Regions from separate parts of the Homo sapiens genome. Here all the other regions are linked to region 1. Evidence: chromatin loops called from intact Hi-C (ENCODE). Cell type or tissue: endothelial cell of umbilical vein. All regions are shown on one strand. Each heading gives the region's core, and the rest is flanking DNA. Links, peaks and the distances in the headings are about the cores only.

Evidence for each region. A loop is a pair of places that touch in the nucleus more often than their neighbours do. Peaks named below come from ENCODE experiments on the same cell type or tissue, not always from the same donor. Only the 100,000 strongest peaks of a DNase experiment are listed, where the experiment ranks them.
Region 2: it touches region 1 in a loop (2.2-fold over the local background); 3 of 110 quality-filtered maps call a loop at or near these places.
Region 3: a loop joins it to region 1, with 2.3 times the contacts of the local background. A loop is called at or near these places in 6 of 110 quality-filtered maps.
Region 4: a loop joins it to region 1, with 4 times the contacts of the local background. A loop is called at or near these places in 4 of 110 quality-filtered maps.

Annotation. Positions count from the first base shown.
Region 1 is chr6:100,457,965-100,463,630 of GRCh38, forward strand. It overlaps SIM1 (SIM bHLH transcription factor 1), which reads right to left. Exons shown (of 12, transcript NM_005068.3): 2 at 5,330-5,666. The coding sequence starts at 5,504. Among named protein-coding and RNA genes, the nearest start is that of SIM1, 4.1 kb to the right of the region's middle. RefSeq lists an enhancer at 1-196. In endothelial cell of umbilical vein, for the core only: a CTCF peak has its summit at 2,798; DNase peaks (open chromatin) are centred at 2,897, 3,007 and 3,487; H3K27me3 peaks cover 1,242 bases.
Region 2 is chr6:100,348,921-100,354,586 of GRCh38, forward strand. No RefSeq gene overlaps it. Among named protein-coding and RNA genes, the nearest start is that of SIM1-AS1, 42 kb to the right of the region's middle. In endothelial cell of umbilical vein, for the core only: no CTCF peak of the experiment used is centred there; a DNase peak (open chromatin) is centred at 2,231.
Region 3 is chr6:100,340,593-100,346,258 of GRCh38, forward strand. No RefSeq gene overlaps it. Among named protein-coding and RNA genes, the nearest start is that of SIM1-AS1, 50 kb to the right of the region's middle. In endothelial cell of umbilical vein, for the core only: no CTCF peak of the experiment used is centred there; a DNase peak (open chromatin) is centred at 2,419; H3K27ac peaks cover 1,390 bases.
Region 4 is chr6:100,255,964-100,261,629 of GRCh38, forward strand. No RefSeq gene overlaps it. Among named protein-coding and RNA genes, the nearest start is that of SIM1-AS1, 130 kb to the right of the region's middle. In endothelial cell of umbilical vein, for the core only: no CTCF peak of the experiment used is centred there; a DNase peak (open chromatin) is centred at 2,288; H3K27ac peaks cover 511 bases.

The DNA.
Region 1 (5,666 bases), core at 1,848-4,347:
GGGGTGGAGGCCGAAGGTCACACCGCTGTCTGTCTCTCTCTTTCTCTCTCTCTCTCTCTCTCTCTCTCTCTCTCTCTCTCTCTCTCTCTCTCTCTCTCTCTCTCTCTGCCTTCGCGGAGCTCCAGCCCTCGAGTTTGGGCTTCCCGTAGGGATAGAGCCTGCGGGCCAACCTGGCTGCCCGAGTTGGAGCCAGCCGCGAAAAGACGGCAGAAACCCAAGGAGGGCGGGGTTCGGCCAGACTAAAACTGGGGGCGAAATTCATGCAGCGTTCATGAGACAGTCCTGCGTGACGGCCGAAAAACGTCAATCGATGTCGCCCTGGGACTCCGGGTCTTCGAATGCGGCCCAGCTTTGGCTATGCCACCTCCCTAGAGGCCCGCGCTGGCGAGGCCGAGCCCGAACGCGCGGGCGAATCCCACTTAGGTTCTACTTGGCGCAGGGACTCGGACGATGGCACCTAACCCGCCTTCCCGGGAACTGCCCAAACAGACTGGATCTGGACCTAAGGTTTAGACGACTGCTTGCCCTTCAGGGACAGTGGCCGGGAGGGCAGGAGGGGCTGCTGGCACACACCTGCACCTGCGGGACCTCTGATGAGGGCAGGGGGCGGCTCCTGGGCCGGCCTGGGGAGTAAGGAGACTCTGTGCTGAGGCCACGAGCTAGGCCCTTGGCTGGGGCCACCGCGGACAGAGGATGGGACACACCGCGCAGACCTGGCTGACTGCGTGCTTCGGGCGGTGCGGGAGGCGCGACGGGGACCTCGACATGATTGTCCCCTGTCGGCCCTGCGCCGCCGAGGCCGAGTGACAAGGCGCAGGAACCGCCTATTCGGTGGGGCTACCAGCGGAAGGAAGTTTACTCTGCAGTGGACACTGTTTTAGCACTTTAAGAGTAGCAGGACCATTCCTAAATAATTGAGGTTCCCCCTCCTCCACACAAAATTTTAAAATTTCACGGATCAGACACTGGCAATGGGTGGCCCATTAAAATCATTAGGTGTTAGCAAGGTACAAGCCTCATTTTCCTGAGAAATACCTGGCGGGACGGAGAAGTGCGGTGAGAATCTATGGGCTCTCATTCTGTGTCCACATTTGGGTCTGTAAAAGCTGGAAGCTCCCAAGATTTCTTAGAACTGGACAACAACTCCCCTAGAAATTAGATTTGTTCTTTAGAAATTCAGCCCCGTTTTATCATTAGACGGGTGATTGCACCCTGCTTGAAAGCATCCCACCATAGCTTATAATACCTGTTTTTGTTGTTGTTTGTTGTTTTTATTAGTGATCCCTCCCATTAAAGAAAAAAGTATTTTTTTTATTGATCTGATCTACAATTTCTAGCATATAAATCCGCCTTGCAAATGCTCTGCACGGAGTTTAGTTCTGCACTCCACATTTTAAGTCAACATCAAAACTGGAATTAAACACAGAAAACTAGCATGGAGGGTAAACTGTGCTTAAAGGCCTTTAAATGAGAAAAACTTCTGTAAGAAAATAAACATGGAAACCTAATGCTCAATCATTTCCCCAAGAAGCAAGAAAAACAGCCTTAAATCACCGACCCACGTGGGACATGGGGCCTCTTTTTCTTTTTCAGTTCTCTGCCTCAAAAAAATATAACACCATTAAGAATTTCAATCTTGAGGTGAATATTATAGAAACCATCTGTGGAAGTTTGTTTAATCACCCTTGTAGAGATGATCTTTCCTGAGTAGTTACTAATTTCAACTCTGTGATTATTTTTATTTTTCCAAGACATCTTGTCAATGAAATGGCAATGTGATGTTACCAAGATTCTGAATAGCTATAGATCAGAAAATATATCTGATCCTTTCAAAGTTGATTATGAAAGCCTCCACACCCCCAGCCAAAATTGCTTTAGAGCTGGATAACAAATATGTATGTCTTTCTAGTTGAATTTGTCCTATTTTGCACACAAATAAAGTCATGCTATTTTTTAGATCCTGCCCCTCTGGCTTTGATAATACCAAAGATTTATACATTTCCATGTGCCTCAATTTTTTCTTTGCAAGGCTACTTTGGAATAGAATATGTCACTAATTGGCAGATATGAAGTGTTAGTGATTTCTCAGTTATCTTTCCTAATTTTCTTTTTTCTCTGAAATCTCCAATCTAATGCTTTATTCTTAATTATTCCAGGTACCCATATTCCATTTCTCTGTTCTCCCACTCCCCCATTTTCACCTAAACAGTTTAATTTCATCTAGTCAGGCAAATAAAAGCTGAAACTTGCCCCCAGACAAGGAAGCTACTAGACTTGGGAGAAAAAAAAAAGTGTATTCGGCAAATGAGAAGGGAAGGAAATTGCCTGTATTTAAGGTGTATTTAAGGATATTTCTTCTTTCAAATATAATTATGAAATGATTTTGTTTGTTCATTTAACTTATAGCCTTTTGGCATTACAGTGTGTTAGAGATGAAATAGTGTATGAACAAAACTGAAGTTTTACAGCATTTTTATACCTATAGCTATGTCACCAGATTAATAATTATTTAGATTATATACCTTATAAAATCCATATATTACCTGTGATAAGACACTTATACCTATCTTTATTTCATCCTTAAAGCTGTATTGAGGACCTACTATGTACTAGGGTGGCTTCATGATAAATGTAAAGATGAATTTCATCTTCCAACAAATTCCATTTAACGCCACTAGAAAAGATTACATCCATATAAAGTGATCAGTTTCCCCAACTGCCTTGGACCCCAATCTTGTTTGCTCTCTGCCTTCAGTCAACACTGAACTTAAATTTGGCACCCCCTATAGGTTGTGCCTGGTCTTGCGATTGTGACTATTTTATTCCTTTGAAAGCTGTTGTTGTTGTTGTTGTTGTTCTTTAATATTTTAAAGAGCTGTGTTTGATTTTGGGTTTTTGAAGCTTGTCCACCGTCAAAAATTAAAAACTCATCCCTAGGAGCCAGCTGTTCTGATGACCCTGTCTAGCTCACTGGGTGGAGGCTGAGGGTGAGTTATGAGCTCAACAGTAGCTAGAGAAACAAATGATGTGCCCAGAGTTCACACATCGTCCATCCCCTCCTCCCCATAAACTCACACTCACCCACAGAAGGGAGAGAAAGGAGGGGTCCGGGGCTCGGGGGAAGGTGAGGGGGCTGCAGAAAGCACAGTCACTGTTAAAGTAGCCAGAGGGGACCGTTCTGGCCACCAAGAGGACTCCAGCGGGAGCCTTCATTGGCGCTCTCTTTAAAAATAACGAGAGGTTGGCTGTAAGAGTTTATTTTGTTCCTATTTATTTATAACGAGACTTATAATGTGTAGAGTTAGCACTTAATTATGCAAAAAGGCTTGCTCTTTTAAAAACAAAAACAAAACAACAGCAGAAAACAGCCCGATTTCCTCCCAGCTGCGCCTGCCCCCGGGTCTACACCAAGCCGACTAGCTTCCCTGGCCGGCCGACTCCCCGGGCTCTCCCGGCCGGCTCGGTGCCCGCCCCAGAACGCCGCCCTGCTATTCTTCTCCTCCCGCGATTACTCGCAGCCCCACAAGCAACACCATATGCTGCTTCTGATCAAACAGCGAGCGACATCGGCACCAATAATTGACGAGACCGGCTGGAAATCACGCAGAAAGGGAGCCCACTGAGACCGCAGGGGCTGACAAATCACTGCTAATAATCCTGTTAGGAACAGTGCGGCCAGCGGAGTTCGCAATAGCTTTATTTTTATAAAGTAGGCGCTGACAGTATAAAAGACAACGAGATCTCTTTTTTAAATAGAAGGCAGTGTGGTATAATGGTAATTATCCCATCAACAATTCATAGCACAGTTTGAACGGGAAATGTGGTTTTTAGTATATAAGTTCCCCTTCTTTTTCTTCTTTTTTTCTTTCTTTCTTTCTTTTTTTTTTTTTTTTTTTAATTTTCAGGTACTTTAGGCTTTCATTTCTTTTTTCCCCACAGTTTCCAGGGTCAGAGAAGAACTGTTCAAGGAACTGCTTTAGGAGGGAACGACTAAAGCATCACTTGTAGTTTGAAGGTAGAACTGAACTATAATTTGAAAGTTTTCCTTTAGCTTGGAGCATGTTTTTCATGCTCCACTAATTTGGAGCATGTTTTGCAGGCTTTTTGACTTAGATAATAACTTTTATGTCATGATCAAGCAAAGTGAAACTGCAAACCCAATAATGACTGTTTCCTGCTCATCCATTCATTTAACGGAAAACCACAAACCCCAAACATCTAAAATCAACAACAACAAAAACCTCCAGGGGTCAAATCAGAAGTTCTCATTTGTAAATAAACACAATTCTTTCCCTTGGATTTTTGTTTGTTTGCTTGTTCAGTAATCCCTCTTTTACATTTCTGAATCCCCTTCCCCCAGCAAAGACATATCTAAAATATTTTTAAAAATCTGTTTGCATTATTTGAATCCAAGTAAAGGAAAAGATGGACAAATAGAAAAGTGTCCTTTTCTAGTAAGTATAAATGGTTGTATATAGGACAGTGTTCTATGAAAGCTGCTCTGTCCTCACACAGTGAATCTTGATAATCTAAATATGAGTTTTAAATCATGTCAACAGCTCAGCTATTCTAACTTCTAGGCCTTATAAGACAATTTTCTCAGGATCTATTTGCCAACCTGCCACCCAGAAGATATTTTCTAAGCGGGCTAGCCATCTTAATTCAATCTTATGTATTTTAGGACTAGCCTATTATCTTACAGATAACATCAAGCCCACAGTTGCAAATCATCAAGCTCCAGAGTTAGTTTCAGAATCTGCGAATGTCTTGAAAACTCGGAATAAATTTGCTTAGAATTTATTTAAGAACTTGAGTAAATTCAGGCATACTTGTTCACAAATATGCATGTTACTCATTTGCAAATCTTTAGATATATAGAGAAATTATTATCTGGCCTATCTAGCTCCAGGTACATGGGTCTATCCACACCTGGCAAAAAAAAAATACAGAATTAGGCGGTGCTCCTGGTTTTTACTGGACAAAATTCTAACAAGAGGAGTAAAAAAGAAAGTCATGTTTGGATTAGTAGTACTTTCAATTGAGCCTAGTATCTGAAGTGTTGACAAAAGGACTGTTGGGCTGCTTCCCAACCAAACATATCTGATGGACTGAAGAGAAAGTATTGATGGGGAGGTAGAGGGAGCCTCAAAAAAGCGACAGAAATTCTGAGTTCAGTGAGGACCTTAGTGAAGCAGCCGAGCTAAACTTCCCTTTGCAAAATATATATGTAAATATGTATGCATTTCTCTGGTCACTGATGTCGGCTCATTGCCTGGCAAATCCCCGGCCCCTTCTGCCTTTGAAATTCCATCTGGGCAAAGTCACTTACCTTCTGGGAACACCACTCTCATTTTGAGATAGCTGGTCGTGAGTCTGATTATGGATGCTTTGTCCAGCTGCGAGGTGATAGCCGAGGGCAAAGGCAGTAATTTAGCCAGTTCATAAAATTCACTGTTTTCCTTCTCCCTCCTAGTCCGCGCAGCATTTTTGGACTTTTCTTTCATTGTGTCTTGTTCCCCCTTTCTTCTCACAACTTAAGCTCCGCAGATTCATCCAAAACCAAAAATAAACTTTCAATTAGAGATCATATTTGGCAAAAACATAAAACATACTTTGAATAAAGAGGCTGAAGTATTTGCACCAAGAACAGTGTATTGATGGCAGTA
Region 2 (5,666 bases), core at 1,120-3,619, 110 kb before region 1:
GTCTCGCCTGATCGTGAACCTGAACAAAATAAGTGGAGTCTAAGTACACAAGCAATCTCACAGGCCAAGCTGAGCTGCTGTGATGAGCCAGTTCTCTGAGAGCTTGAATAGGCCTGAGCGCTGAATATTTCTAAAGGATTAAACCCAAACTAATGGCAACCCAAAGATATTTTGCAAACAATCAGCTTTCCCCCAAAATGGTTAAGATAATACATTATGGGTCTTGGTTTGGTATTCAAAAGACTGAGTTCAGCTACAGGTTCAACATTTGCTTTTGCATAGAGTTTGAGATTATGGGAAATTGGATTAGCAGCAACGTTGTCTTAATGGCCATCTCCTTTGGGCTACTTTGAAATTGAGAATCCCCGCAGTATTCCAGGATGGACTGGAAAAACTACATCCTTAACACGTAGCATGTTAGAAAACCCAATGAGCCAGAATTGTTTAAAGACACAATTGCCCACATCTATGGGATTTTCAAGTTGTAACATTACTTGATACCTCAAAAGACAGAGAAAGACAGCTGACTATTAAAGGCTTCTTGAACAATTCAAGGATTAGCATAAAATTATACATAAAGGAGAGTAAGTACAGCAGAGGCACTTGCTCACCACAGTAGGGGCATTGTTAGGAAACGCAAATGGACTCAGTGAAAGTGCGAAGGCATCTTAACATTGTCTGAGGGCCCGCATGTTTTAACATTGATGTATATATTTTCCAGTTCTTTGTTGCCTCAACAAGAGGCCAGCTTAGTCCACTGGAGAAAGAAGTCAGAAGACTTCAGATGGCACACATCTGGAGAACATCCCATGGAAAATTGTGAATGGCTAAGTAATCTCTTTCAGTACCAAGACAAGGAGTGGTAATTTATGGTTTAACAGACTACAAAACCTGCCATTAATTCTAACATACAAACTTTAAACCAATGATTTGGAAGAGTAAAATACACAACAACAATTAACAGAAGGAAAACAGCCATCCTGAATGACACAAGTTTCACACTTTCAAAGATTGAAAAGAAAAGAAATCCTTTCTCTAACCGAGTTTATGTTTTCAGCCACCACACAAGACAGCCTTGCCGGCCATTACACTGGTGGGATGGTGCTGATCCTCACATTTCTGGCATCTAAAAGAGTGGCTCAAATTAAAAGCATGTTGAAGTTACAATCCTTGAGAGGTGTGCTGGAGCAGGCTTAAACATTTTATTTGGAGGCTATGCATGATAACATGTGATCCTTAAAGTTAACCTTTTCTTTCAAGCTGTTTAAAATGTTTTGTAGCTGTTCTTGTCTAAATGAATCAAAAGAAGGATAAGCAGGAACTAGCATAAATAATAGCTGCCTTAAAAGGGGGCAGCAAAATTGATAGCTCTACAAATGGCAGCCACCTGTACCAGGAAAACTCAAAGAAAGAGAATAAGCATTTGAAAGAAAGAATAATTGGAGTTGTGACAGCAAAGAATAGCAATCACTCCCCAGAAGGTGTTTAAAAAGCTCTTCTCTCTCCTACTTAATCACTGTTCCCTTAAGCCCATAAATTAAAATGCAATGTGTATGTTATATGCATTATGAGCATGAATACTCATGTAATCTAAAGAATCTTAGCCCAGCTTGTTTTCATACTACCAGACTCAATTCCATAAATAATATAAGAACAACAAACTCTTACAGTGAACCGTTCTGCATTACATTATCTCACAATTTTATTGAATTGTATTGATAGTCTGTTAAGACTCTCATATTAGTGCATAAACAAAGACTTGATTTCTCTAACTAAAAAATTATCATTCTTTCCTTTAGAAAAGGTATAATGGATACATCACTAAATGTGAAAGAAATTTATAAAAGAATAAAGTACTCGTTGGCAATGTATCCCTGAGAACTTAAATGGTACACATGATGGATGATGGAGTGAGTCAAATGATAGCTTTGTTGTATTAAAAGAAAAGAAGTCCGTTGTTGGAAAAAGAAATGCACAACCTTCTAATTTTTGAAAGAGTAAGAAATATTCAGCTCTAAGTCTTTAGTAAATTAATAATTCAATCCAACCAACTTGACTGACATCAACTGGCCTTGTGGTAGGGATTCAAAAATAAAACACTTGAAGGAGCTTGAAATCTAGTAGGGGTGATCGTTGTGCCCTTGAAATGTGCCTGTGCTATCGCAGAAAAATGTACATCGTCTTTGTCCTTAGGTTCCTGGCACAGAGTTCCTAAAACCGTTGGAATTTCCTGAGTGATAAGAATGGCTTTTATTATTCATAAGGAACCCCTTTTGATCCTGTCAGAGTTTATGCTAATGAAGTAACTTGCAGTGGGGTCCCTAGATAGACTCAGGATAGGGCTAGTCACTAGGAAGACCAAGTGATTAGAACTGGAACTTTCATTTCCTCCCACCAACATCCGGGAAGAAGAAGGACACCTAGAGATTAAGATCTATAAAAACTCTTGACATGTGATGAGCTTCTGGTTGGCAAACACATGGAGGTACTGGAAGGGTAGCTCCCTGGAGAGATCATGGAAGCTCTGCACATACACACCCCAGCTCCTATATATTGCCCTATGCGACTCTCCCGTTTGGCTGTTCCTGAGTTTTCCTTTATAGTAAACTGGTAAATACAAATAAGTACTTTCCTGAATTCTGTGAGCCATTCTAACAAATTATCAAATCTGAGAAGGGGGGGTCATAGAAACCCCAATTTATAGCTGGTCGGTCAAAACACAAGTGGTAACTCAGGCTTTGTGACTGGCATTTGAATTGGGGGGGTCAGTCTTGTGGAGTTCAGCCCTTTAACTTGTGACATCTGACACTAACTCCAGGTAGATAGTGTCGGAACTGAATTGAATTGTAGAACACCCAGTAGAGAAACAGTTCTATTAGTGCCATTAGTATTATGGTTTTATTATTGCCAATGTCACCTAAAAGCTGATCTGATTTTCTATAAATACCTATAATTTCAAAGGACTTTTAGCATCATTTACAAGTGAAAAAGCTATATGTAATCAGTTAAAGAGCAGGGCAAGCCTAGCAACACTATGCAACATAATCTTCCCCAAATACTTCCCTTAGAAGAATACACAACAAAGGTTATATGTTTGTTTGCCTGGTGGGCAGCAAGTCAACATCCAAGACATTGAGGATGGCAGCAGAGAAAGAACTGAATGGGGAGGTAGAAGAGAACCTCAACTCCACCTCTCCAAGGAGCTGGTTCTAAGGATTTTAAAGGATTTGCAGGGGACCGAGGTGTGAGGACTGTTAATTAGTTGAAGAGTGTAGAGTGAAGTCATGAGAGAGAGAGATGAAAAAACTTATTCTTACACTGATGCGGTTGCTCTGTGGGGGTCTATAAATTGGTTGGCATCAGTCATTCCACTGGAATTCAAGATCTGAAGAACATCTTAAGCAATTCTTAAATATAAAGCCTTATAATTCTAACATCAGTGATCCTATCTATAAGACCAGTGGGAATGCAAATGGTCAGTATTTAGTGATACATGACTTTTGGTTACAAGGAAGAGGGCCAAAGTACAACCTGATTAATACATAATTATAACTGTATTTCTGTCGAGAACCCGGCATGTAATCCCTGTTAACCCTGTGAGGATGGTTTCCATAACATGTTCCAAGGAACACTAGTCCCAAAAGATGTTCTCTACAGAAAAAAGATTCCATGGTTAATTAGTTTAGGAATTACTAAACTATACACAGATTAGAGAATCACAATATATATCATTATATAAAATCGCTTGTGAAAAAAATTATTTAATGAAGAAAAGAGCTTAACTCTCTTTAAATTCAGTATTGCAGCACAGCATGTCTGAACATGCAATGCCTTTATTCCTTACACCATTAACATCCTTGAAAACAAGAGTTCTCGGGAAAATACTTTGGGAAATTTCTGTGGATCATCCTCAAGGACCAGTTTCTGAGCCAGACCAAAGCAGTGATTTCCTTTGCTCTGAGATTCTATCTCAATTGATACCAGAAACATTACATCACTTTTTTCTTTCTTAAGCTTTTATTTTAAGTTCAGGGGTACATGTGCAGGTTTGTTACATAGGTAATCTTGTGTCATAGGGGTTTGTTGTATAGATTATTTCATCACACAGGTATTAAGCCCAGTACCCATCTGTTATTTTTCCTGATCCTCTCCCTCCTCCCACCCTTCACCCTCTAATAGTCCCTAGTGTCTGTCATTTCCCTCTATATGTCCATGTGTTCTCATAATTTAGCTCCCACTTAGAAGTGAGAACATAACAGCATTTGGTTTTCTGTTGCTTTGTTAGTTTGCTAATGATAATCTTTCTTAAACATGAGTTAGCACAAACCATTTCAAATATTCTTCACAGATTTAGAGACATCCCTCAAAACCTGGGTTAGAAATAAATGAATTAATCAATTATTTCTTAAACGTTCAGCACAACTATAAAATTAGACTAATTCCAAATTTACATAACTAAAGAAAATGAACCGTTCGGTGTTCCAAATGTTAACAAAAATTTAACTGGTTGAAACACACATGGAGATTGAGTTTCACTGCATAAAAATAGAACAGCAATAGAATAACAGAAGGCCACAAAGGAGTGGCAGGGGCCTGTGGGTGATGGCAGTGGACTTGTGCACTTGATTTGAGATCATCGCTGATGAGAACCAGGAGTCTTTAAGGTGTTTGGATGCTTCTCTGCTACGTTAAATGAAAACAGCATTAGTTATATAGATGGAGAATTCTTCATGAAACTGAAGGCCAAGAATGCAACTGGACTGCACACCAGGAAGCATCCTGGAGGTCAGCTGTCTTCTAATCTCTCTAAACTGCATCTTGGCTTCTTTCTACCGTCTACTCCCTTCCTCTCTCTCTCTCTCTCTGCAGACAGGCCTTTCTCCACTCCTCACCCATGACTCATGGCAGCCTCTGGCCTCCAGGTCTACATGTTCAGCCACATGAAGTAACTAGAGGTCTAGTTTCAAAGCCAAATCATTGAAAGAAACAATGTGTCTGGTCCGTTGCAGATCAGGTGTCTTGACAACGCTGGCTAAAGACAGAAATAAAGATGCACATAAAGATGACCTCCAAGAGCCCACCCTGTGAAGCTGAAGCGTAGTTAACCAAAGAACCAGAGATAGCCCATGGATGAAGGAATGCTCTCCGAAAATGTCCACTGAAGGTATTGAAGCTGTGGTTTAGCAATTTATTATTTCAGAAAACAGACAGGGTTATAGTCTTATACATGTAGGAAGACTGGCAAATGCCATTACTAATACTAATAATGGAAAGGCACGATGAGCAAATTAATAGAAAAGCAGAATTGCAGTGGTAACTGGAATATCATTATCTCACTTCAGAGGAGAGGCAATGAGAAGCTTTTTCACTTCTTGTCTGATAACACAAACCAAATTTTAATAAGAAAAATGGGTTTTTTTTGTTTTTTGGTTTTTGTGGGTTTTTGTTTTTTTGAGATGAAGCCTCAATCTGTCACCCAGGCTGGAGTGCAGTGGTGCGATCTTGGCTCACTGCAACCTCTGCCTCCCAGGTTCAAGGGATTCTCCTGCCTCAGCCTCCTGAGTAGCTGGGACTATAGGTGCATGCCACCACACCCGGCTATTTTTTTTTTTAATTTTTGTATTTTCAGTAGAGACAGGGTTTCATTGTGTTAGCCAGGATGGTCT
Region 3 (5,666 bases), core at 1,440-3,939, 120 kb before region 1:
ATTTACTCCCTAGAAATGAAAACATATGCCTACAACAAAAACTATGTCAAAATATATAGATCAACTTTATTCAGAATAACCCAAAGCTAGACTCGCTCCACTGTTCAACAGCAGGTGAGCTGATGAATAAGCAAATTATGGTATATCCTACAATAGAATCCTACTTGGTAATATGTAGAAGCAAACTACTGATACACACAACATGAGTAAATCTCAAAAATATTTTGCTGGACAAAATAAGACAGACACAAAAAAGTACAGATTGTATGATTCCATTTACATGAAATTCTGGTAAAACTGGAAAAACTAATTTACAGAAAGCAGATCAGTTTTTGCATGGGGCCAGGGTAGGGAGTGTATTGACTGCTAAGGAATACAGGAAAATCTAGGGGAGCAATGGAAATGTTTCATAGCTTGATTGTGGTGTAGTTACACGGATATATGTAATTGTCAGGCTTAACGGAATTGTATATGAGTACATTTTATTGGATATATTATACCTCAGTAAAGCCGATTTTAAAAAAATTAAATGGCCAGACATTAAGAAAGAGAATTCCTAAATCTGTCAAGATGAGCCTGAAATGAATAAACAAAGAGCAATTCACACTGCTATAAGGAGTATACTTTAGCAAAATTTGGGGGAAACAATTAGGTTCAGAGATGTTTATATCTTCAAGCCAGTAATCCCACTTCTAGAAACACATCTTAAGAACATTATGGGATCATTAGAAAAGGACGTATGTAGGAAAATGTTAACTTTGGTAGCAAAAATAAGCATTATTTACAGTAGCAGGAGTAAAAATTTACAAAGGAATCATCCCAATGCCCAACAATAGGAAAATGATTATGAAAATTTTAACACAACTCAATAAAAGATTATTCAATGATTAAAAACATTGAAGATCAGGTAGCAGTGTGAAAAATGACCATCATATAATGTTAAAGAATACAAAATTGTGTCTATGCAATACATATCTCAGATATTTTGTTCACATATGACACGAATTGAAGGGAAACATGGAAAAATAAATAGTTATATTTGTAGAGGTAGAAAGAGAAGCCGTTTACTTTCTTCTGTTAATGTTATCATGTTATTCTTAGAACAAATAATGAATAATTGTTAGATGACCCAGAAGTGCATTTTTTGTGTCCTAACATGATTGCAAGCTACTCTATGGGCTGCATGCTGCTCTGACACCTGGGAAAGGGACAAATCAATGTACCCAGTGGAGTGGAGGGGACAGTATTCATCTGTAAACGAGAATGAACATAAGCCATGCTTTTCTCTTTACAAACTTGAAGTCCATACTTATTTATCTCTCTCAAGCTTTTTGTTTCTTTCATTTTCACCTCTATCATTTATGATTTAATAGCAATTGCATTAGGTTTTGTAGCTGCATAACAAATTACATCAAATTTACCAGCTTAAAAAGCTCATACTTATTATCTCAGAGTTTCCATAAGTTAGAAGTCCAGGCATGGCTTAGCTGGTCCTCTGCTCAGAGTCATGCAAGGTGGCAATCTAGGTGTAGACCATACTGTGTTTCCCCAAGCTCTCATAGCTGTTGGCAGAATTAATATTTTTTGGATTGTAGGACTGAGGTCCCTTCTTTCTGGCTGGTTGTTATATAAGACTGCTCTCAGCAACTAAAGGCTCCATCAGTTCCCAGTAATGTAGCTCTCTCACAGGCCCCATTGCAACACTGAGGCTGACTTCCATAATGCTAGCAGAAGCATCTGTCTTTTCAGAAAGGGTCCAATCCCTCTTTTAAAGGCTTTCATTTGAATAAATTGGGTCCACCCAAGATAACCTCCCTTTGAATCAACTGACTTGGGTCCTTAATTACACCTGCAAGTTTGAATAAATTTTATTTAAATAAAGTGAACCCACCCAAGATAATCTCCCACAATCAACTAATTTGGGTCCATAATTACATCTGCAAAATTTTGTAATCATGAGAGTGGCCCTCCATCATAATCATAGGTCCTGTTTACTCTCAAGGAGAGGGGATTATACAGGGTGTAGGCGCCAGCAGGTGGAAATCTTGGGTTTCATCTTAGAATTCTGCCTGCCATTGTAATTGATATTTATTATATTTACTTATTTATATTATTATGTTTACATATTACTTATATTTACTATGGTAAAAAGGGGATTCCCACAGAGATTGAACCTAACCTCATATGTGTCCACTACAATTTCTAAAAGTATTGCCTGAAACACACACATAACACATACACACACACACACACACACACACACCCCGATAATAATAGAAAATGCTGTCCTTGCAAGGCTGGCGTACCCGTAAGAAGAGAAGCCACTAACCTTCATATGAAAACATAACTGGCCTCCAGGGAGCTCACCATTTCCTTCATTTAAGTGATATATTCTTAGGTTAAGATAAGGGTAATTAATATGAGCAGGAATTCCTCCAGTTCCTTTTCCATGTCAGTGACAGACATCACTATTAGATTACAGCATTCTTTTACACTGAGTCCAGACATGGCTTCAGAATTCTCAGCATAGCTCTTCAGAATCCACATAAATAAGTAGCAGTTGACACATGAGATTAAATCTACTTACCACCCCTGGTTTAAAATACTGTTTTCAGAAAGTGCCAATTAAACAACAAATTTGAGTGCCAGATATGAGTAAGGCACTTCAAAGAACTTACACCCAAGTTCAGAAAAAAATAAAAATATTCATAATGTATTTTGTTTTGTTTTTATTCAAATTAGCACTCACTGAGGTTCTTGAAGAAAAATATATATTCCCTATCATTTAGATCACTAACGTAATTGACAGAAAAAAAAGTGGGAAAAGTTGCATTGTGCTTCTGAAAGCATATTTGAGAAGAGCAATGGAAAGACAGTTTTCTTATTTCTTATCATTTACCACCATAGGGCACTTCAGAATTTCCACAGTGAATTCACAGTATGATATCACTTAATTCTTGAAATAATGTTGCAATACAGGCATTATTATAATTTTCCCTTTAAGTTGGAGAGGTCAATATAGGTCAATCAGGGTCATACAGGTGACCACATCACTTGCCGAAAATAAAAGTATTCTCCGCAGATACAACCAGAATCAGTTTATTCTAGTTAAAACCACATTTACTGTCTGCCAAAGAATCAGCCTTGAGAAGCAGCTTTAAAAGAATTATTCAGCCTACAAGTAACATCAACTCAAACTGTGTTACATAATAAAGTATCTCATCTAACAGGAAGTCCAGACTGTTGTGTCAGTTATGTTAACAAGGACTGAGGTCATTTCTGTCCATCTGTTCTGCTGCCCTCAGCAACCACTTCTTCCTAAAATTAGTTTCCTTCTCCCACTCTCCATGGCCTCCATACGGGAAGCCTCCTGCTCTCCCCAAACCCTCTCTGATTCATGCCTATCTGCTATCTGTCCACCCACCCTGAATCATTTTCTGCCTCTTCCTTATCCTCTCCATTTGACTATACCTTTTATCTTTAATGAGTTCTCACTCTTTCCAGTGGAAACATGATTTAGTCCTTTTCTGCTCCTGCTTGGATAAATAATTTCCATTTACAGGAATCAAAACATTATTTATTCTCAGCTATTGGGATGAGCAATATGCTCATGTATTTACATTCAGATACTAGAGCTATTCAAACTATCCAACTACCTACAGAATAAGCTTTTCAAAACTTAAGCACAGTTTCCAAAAACATAGAAACAAATTTTCCAAAGTCCACTCTTTCCTTTTTTACAATTTTTGCTAAATCTTTTTGAACATGTATCTAATAATAATTCCTTAGATGTGTAGAGTAATAGTCAACCCTTTTCAAACCACATAAAATAACTGATTTGAGCCTTACAACAATTCTACAGGGCTAGAAAAGTGTGTGCTCTGACCCCATTTATATCTGAGGCATTTCTTTGCTCTTACAGAGGCATGAGCATGATAAGCAGAACATCATAGACTCCTCTGCAAATTATCGCAACACGCAGTGAAAGCTTACATTTGCCAGGCATGATTAACTCAGTGATTACATTGAAGAACACAGAGTGGTAATATGCATTGTAGAGGATGCTATAATATACATCTTTATTAACACATATTAATAATGTATTCATATCTATTTGTGATTAATATATTAGCTATAATATATAGTATAATCAATAATAAGTAGGTATATATTTCACAATACTTAAAGAGATTTGTAATTTACGATGCACTTTCACATCTGCTCTCCCATGGTACAGGCTGCCATGCTTGCTTTGTTCCCTGTGACCCTGCTACCTTAGCCAGCCCTGGTTATATTTGGAACCCCAGAGCCCATCAAATACTTTGGCAGGAGGAATAAATTCCCTCAGCTGTGTACCAAACTAGGTGACACCTCATCAACTGATGACGATCCCATGAGACATACAGTCAGAGGACTCACTGGTTAAAAATGAAGAGAGAGCAGATAGAAAAGGAAAAGGGAAAGGCTGAGCCGCAGAAATGTGCAACCAGTAGAGCTGCCATGTTATTCTGGAAGATGTTCCAGTCTTCACTGGAACTCCAAACCTTCGCCTGGCTCTCCAAACCTGAGGCAGCTTCTTGGCTTCCTTACTTTCTCATGGATCCTTAGAAACCCCCCACCATCTGAAGTCACAGAATTTGTTGTTCCTTGAAACTTGAAAAAGCCAACACACTGATTTTATGAAGTGAAATGTCATTAAACATTCTCTGGATTAATCGACAAAATCACATCTTTTTTCCCTTCTAAATGAGAAAGACAAAGGAAAAATAATAAAGATGGAATACTTTAGTATTAGGAGGAAATCATTTTATTTTCCTGAGCAGAATTATGTTTTCAATTATCACAGGGTTGAAAAATCTTCAGACTAGAAAAGAAAAAGTACTTTCAGTTTTCCCTCTTTCCCACCCTAATTAAATAAAATATATGTGCAAGGGACAGAGTAACACAATGTTTGCCATAAATGAACCAAGCACACGACGTCTATGCAATTTAATAGATTGTTCAGTTCCATTTAGGTCACATTAGACTTTCATTTAAAATGCATCACGTTTTATTTATTATTTACAATTATACCACTAAATGCTGCTAAATGTACCAAGTCTAGATGGTGCCTGTAGCATGCAAGGGTCTGGGCCCAAAAACCAGGGTCACATAGACCTGGAAAGTGAGGCTTAATATCCACTGGCTTACAGAGTGAATGTTACTTTTCCAACACTATCCACTCTCTGAAACTGTGTTAGGATGAGAGAGTTAACTCCATTTTGTGAAACCATGTTTCAGGTTAAAGTCACCTTTAACAGTTTGCTGCCCCAGCAGGGGAATAAATAAATATAAGTAAATAAGAAAGAGGCATCTTGCAGCTTAAAAAAAAAAAAAATTACACATTCCTCGTGTATGTTTTTCTTCATTTCTAATGAGTTGTATGTGTATTTGGAATGGGTGAAAAATGAATCAGGAAGCAATGGTTCTTGCTATAAAGGAAGAAAAACATCACTTCCTATTGTGCCAGTTTCTAACAGATAATTAATCTATATATGTTGTTGCCACTTAGTAGTCTGTCTGACCCCAGGACAGCAGGCAGAGTCAATATCTCTCTCTCTCTCTCTCTCTCACACACACACACACACACACCCCACACACCAAAACTCTCTCTCTGTGTCACATAC
Region 4 (5,666 bases), core at 1,309-3,808, 200 kb before region 1:
AGAGACAAAATGGGCTCCAAGGGAAACCCGGTGACAGTCTGGATAAAATCGGACGAATCAGATAACTGGAGGCTTGGTGTAGCTGGAGTGAAGGTTTAATAGCTATGAAAGTGAGAAATATGCAGGTTGTGGTTATAGAAATTTTAACTTCAAGATTATAGGGTTGAAGCAAATTTCAGTGGATGACAGCCATTTGGGATTCCAGGCCCGAAAAAAATACCTGAATTTGAAGGATATAATGAGGCAAGTGAATCAACAAGTGCTCTAGGGATACCCCGATGTATCAGAAAAGCAGACATAGCCTACGGTTACTTCTGATACCAACTTTCTAAGGAGTGTGTGGTGAAGTACTTTTCAGATGCATGCTAGACTATGGAATTTTGAATCTGGGTATCTTTGTACCTTAAATAAGGAATATGTGGGGTTCAGATAGTTTTCACTGAGATTCAGGAAGCAAGGTCCTTAATGCTTTTTCATTATTATCTCTAGCATAACTACTTCTTCCGGAGATGAGATTTACAGATTTTCACGATGAAGTAACACCCAGAGGCTGTCCAGAATTTATGAAGCCTAGTAGGAAGGTCTTTATCATAATTAACTTTACCAAGAAGTTTTTCCTTATTTTTTTCTAATTATAAAAATAAGGCACTCTCAATAAATAAATTTTGGTAGAAATACAGATATGTATTAAGAGAAAAACACAAACCTTCTTTAACCCCATTACCCAGAACCAAACATGTATATTGTGTGTGTGCATGCGTGTGTGCATGCATGTGTGTGTGTTTCTATGTATTTTAAATAGATGGCAATTTCGGGAAATTGCCAGTTTGCTTGGTAGATATTATATATAACCTCGTCTAAATACAAAGATGTGAAGAAAATTGGAAAGGGAAACAAGAATTCTGGCCCTTGACCTCTTGGTTTATCAGTTTCTGGGTTTTAATTTAATTAAATATTTTGCATACATACTCAATATTAATAATTGAAATTGAAAAGCATGGTATCATTCAATATTGCTTTTGATTCCTAGGCATTAAGACATTAAGTGATACTTAATGTCTGAACTATTGGAAGATGGATTAACTTTTTAAGGCCCTTAGAAAACTATTTAAATTTATGGAATAAATAGCATGTGACTGAAAAGAATTAATGTAGATTTTCAAAGGGTTCAACTTAATGCTAACTTTTTTGTTCATTAGAAGGAAGATATCATTAAAACAAAAGTGTATAGATGAGCTCTCAAGGGAGTCAGGAAGAAGCACCAACCCCTCAACCCACACACACACACAGAACCTGGTCTAATAGATGGGAAATAAGGCCAGAAACCCTAAATGCATCAAGGACTTGGGCTAAAACATTAATTAATATTTTAAGCAATAGTTCTTTGTTTTTAATTAATGATGTAAAATGGGTAAATGTGCAATTAAGAAAACCCATAACTTCTCAATTCATCCCATTTTAAGTTAATATGTATGAATCTGTCACATAAAGCAAAATGAATAAACAGTGTAGGTATCTGAATAATTCAGAAAGGGAACACAATATAGAAAGTTTGCGCCTAATATCTCTAAAATAAAGACAAAAGAGGGAATTTAGCATAAGTGGTTATGTAAATGGTTATCCAAGCGTATCTCATCAGAATTAATATTCAATATTTTATTTTTATTTTTAATGTATTATTTTCTCTTTATTGTTAATCTCTTATTATCACACATCAAAAATAATATCAGACATTTACTTTGGCTATTTTGATGAAGTCTTAAAACCTGAGTACATGGGAAATTTTCTCTAAATAAAGCCTTTTAACTCAAATCGGAAGAAGTGAACTGACCTTCATTTTATTTCATGTTAACTGTGCTGGGTAGTAAAATTTATAGCTAAATATATTGGCTTGTTCTTTCAGGCACTGTCTTACCAGCACTGGAATAAAGCTAACATCCAATGTGTTGTCGGGGCTGCCTGACTTCAGCTGTTTATTTCATGGGTAATTAGTGGAGATCTTTTACATTCTGCTAAAAGGGTCATTCCAAGAAGAAACAGAAAACACTGGACAAAGAAAATATGAGTTGATCTTGTCAGCATCAAGGATTTCTCTGCAGGAGATCTTGCTGTGGCTTTCATTATCACAACAACCAGTAGGTGTTGCTATAGAAACTATACTGTTAACAAGCTAACGGAACAAGGCAGACACAGACAAATGATGAGGGTGGGGAAAAAAAGAGGAAAACGAAAGGCTATAAGGTTTGGTTCTTGTAAATGAGTCTCTTGCTTTAAAATCTTACCTTATCTCCCTTGGTTTTCCCATTAATACTGCATGGATAATGTATGACCAGTAATAGGAACAATATAATAAATTCATACAGCCCTCTTCAGGCAAGGTCTCAGAGAGCTCTGTAATTGAAAATGAAATTAAAAGCAACAATAAACGAATTCCTTTACAAATTAGGACTTTACAGTCCAAAGTGATCCAGACAAGTAATGAGGTGTCTCCCAGCCCTCAAGTATGGAAATTCATATGGAAGTATGCACATTCATTATTTATGTGTGTCAAATGTATTTGAGAAATCTAGTCAATGTAGTCAAAAATGAAATACAGCATCTCAATCCAGTTAATAACTAGGTATCACAGAAAAAATAATTTAAGAATTTATAAAAGTAATATTGAGATTAAAATGTTACAAAAATTGTCGTGAAACCCCAGCCTCAGCTAGTAAAAACGCATATAAATTTGACCCTTTTTTGGTTAATATTGAGGGAATTATAGGCAAAATATATATGAAGTATGTTTGTAAATCAAGTCCTCTGGGGTTGTAAGGTAAAAATATTTCACATTTCTTTTCTATAATTGCCTCATTTTCAAGCCGAAAATACTCCCTACAAAATTTGCCACTTTCCAAAGAGTTTCTGTGCATATAGACAGGAAAAACCACAGCCATTTCTTTTTAACACTGTTCCTCAAAACGAAAAAGCAAGCAATTATACTTCTAACCACTCTTCACTAGCACAGGTTCTTCAACAGTCTGTGAATATAAATAAGGTTGTATTAATGCTCAGTGTTCAAATTGCAATGTCTCTTCACTTGTATGATTTCTGTGCCCCTATGATATTTCTAGACCCCAAAGAGGCAATCACATGTGCTAACCAAAGGTCCCCTCCACCACAGCCAGAGTGCTGCCTTTGCTCTTTTATTTTCTGTTTTTCTTGGTTCCCTGCTCTCCTGAACACAAGCTATAGCAGGTCCTCATATTGCCCCTCTTAATGGATTTCATGATCTCACAGTCCATAAAGAGGTACGAAGAATGGCCTGTACTCCAACTCCAAGCCTGCTTTCATTTACTCAACATTTATTCAAATAAATAAATTATAACTTATTTAAATAATTATTTGGCAGCCATGCCCCCAAGGAGCCTTGCTTGTGGCCAGAGCTGCACAAAATGCTCCATGAAAACAACTCCTTCCACTTCTATGTGTAAGCTCAACTAGACAGTATTTTCCAAGTTATTCATTTCTACAAGTACTAACAACATTATTCAGGCGCAAAGAGGCTCAATTCTGCTTAGATAATAAAATTGGCCCCAAAAGCAATATTTGTAAAGATGTGACTCTGTTTACCACTTAGACAATATGTTTTTATCTGGAGCTCCTTGGAGCCACTAATCTCAAGCATCTTGTTTGATTGTAGTTACTACTTACCTTTGTGAAACTAAATGGCTCATTCAAAAGGTTGCCCCACGCAAAGACATGGTCTTCCCTAACCTGTATTCAAGCCTTTGTTCCATTTCTGGGAAGAAGGAAAGCTGAAGATTTTATGTAATATTTTGTTTTACTTCTACTTTTGTCATCAAGTTTCCAATCTTAGGGCTAAATTTCAATCTGGACTCAAACTCAGGAATATTATTCCCTTCTGCACGATGTTTCTGATAAAGAAACAAGATAAAGAATCACAGCACTTTACGACCTTGATGATGGAGAGAGCACTTGTGAAGCGCTCCCAGAAAAGGGGAAGGCCAGGAGCAGAGTCAGAAAGTTTCTAAGGATGAACTTTTTTTTCTGAGTGCCTCAACTTTGACAACAGAGGCCTAATATGAATATTTATTCCAAGAATGTTGGGTTTTCTGGGCAGTCCATCAGCAGTTCTATTTGCATGAGAGAAGGAACAGAATGGGTGTGTTTTCATTTAGGTTTATAAAAACATGCACACAAGGATTAAATTGGTTTTAATTGCAAATAACCCATTAAGCCATCTATTTCAATAGGGAAATAGATAAGTAAATTATGATATAGTCATACAATGGAATACTACAGGAGAGTTAAAACGATAGAACTTATCTGCAGATAGTAAGAAGAAAATATCTCAAAAATATAACATTGAATGCACAAAGCAAGATACAAAAAGATAGTATATATTTAAATATGTCAAAAGATACTATATATTATTTATGTTATACCTTTATCTGCAGTAAAGGTGTAAACACAGGAAAGAGAAATACCAACTTCAGTATGAAGCTTATGTCTTGGAAGGAGGAGGAGACATGAAACAGAGTGGAAGTGGATTTCAACTTTTCCTATATCTTTAGTACTACAATAGTAGTTTTCTTCCCAACCTGGGCAACATAGTGAGATCCTATCTCTGAAAAAATTAAAAAATTAGCTGGGTATGGTGGCATGAGCCTATAGTCCTAGTTACTTGGGAGGCTGAAATGGGAAGATCACTTGAGCCCAGGAATTTTAGGCTGCATATGAGTCACCAGTGCACTCCAGCCTGGGTGACACAGCCAGCCTCTGTCTCAAAAAACAAAAGAAGTTTCTTCAACTACCTTATCTGAAGAAAATATGGCCATACATTCATTCAGATTAAATCTTGAAGCTATGCATGGGTGTCTATTGCATCATTATTTATCTGGTTTAATTATTTTAACTATCTCATTATTTAAAATCTTAAGTCCCTGAAAAAAACTTATCAAGCTTATGAAAGAGACACAGTTTCTGGCTCTGCTTACATCTTTTTATAAAATTATCTTTTCTTCTCCCATACACCAGAGTGTCTTTGAATAGTCCCATGAATTGCACAATGGGGAAATGGGAGCAGAATCTAGCCTGCACTCTTACATCAAATGATGGGCACTGATAGGATTCTACCTGCTGGAGCAAGAGGCTCTATAGCTTCAAACAAAATTCCAGACACCAAGCAGGTGAACTTTATTGACCCAGAGGGTCCCCTTTTTCAATCTACCCAAAGGCTTTGTATAGGCTAGTGATGGTCCTGATCTTCCCACACCAGATTCTCACTCTCCTCTTTTTAGAAATCCTTGAGATACAACTTCATCCTTCTCCCTTTAGACTCTTTGCTGTCTTACTCACTTCCCCACATCCTTCTGATTGTCCACCGGAAAATCCAAGAGCCAGAGACTGGCTCATCTTTGGAAGAAAAAAGAGATGGAAATTGACTGAGCAAGAGACAAGGGAAAGGAAGGCTTGAATTCTCAGATGTAAGACATTGTAAGCCATCTCTAGTTAAAAGAAGGAAATCTAACCCTAAAGTCTATCTTTTTAATATGATAAAAACATGTAACATAAAATTTACAATTTTAACCATTTTTAAGTGTACAGTACAGTAGTGTTAACTGTATCCACATTGTTATGCAACAGATCTCTAGAACTTTTTC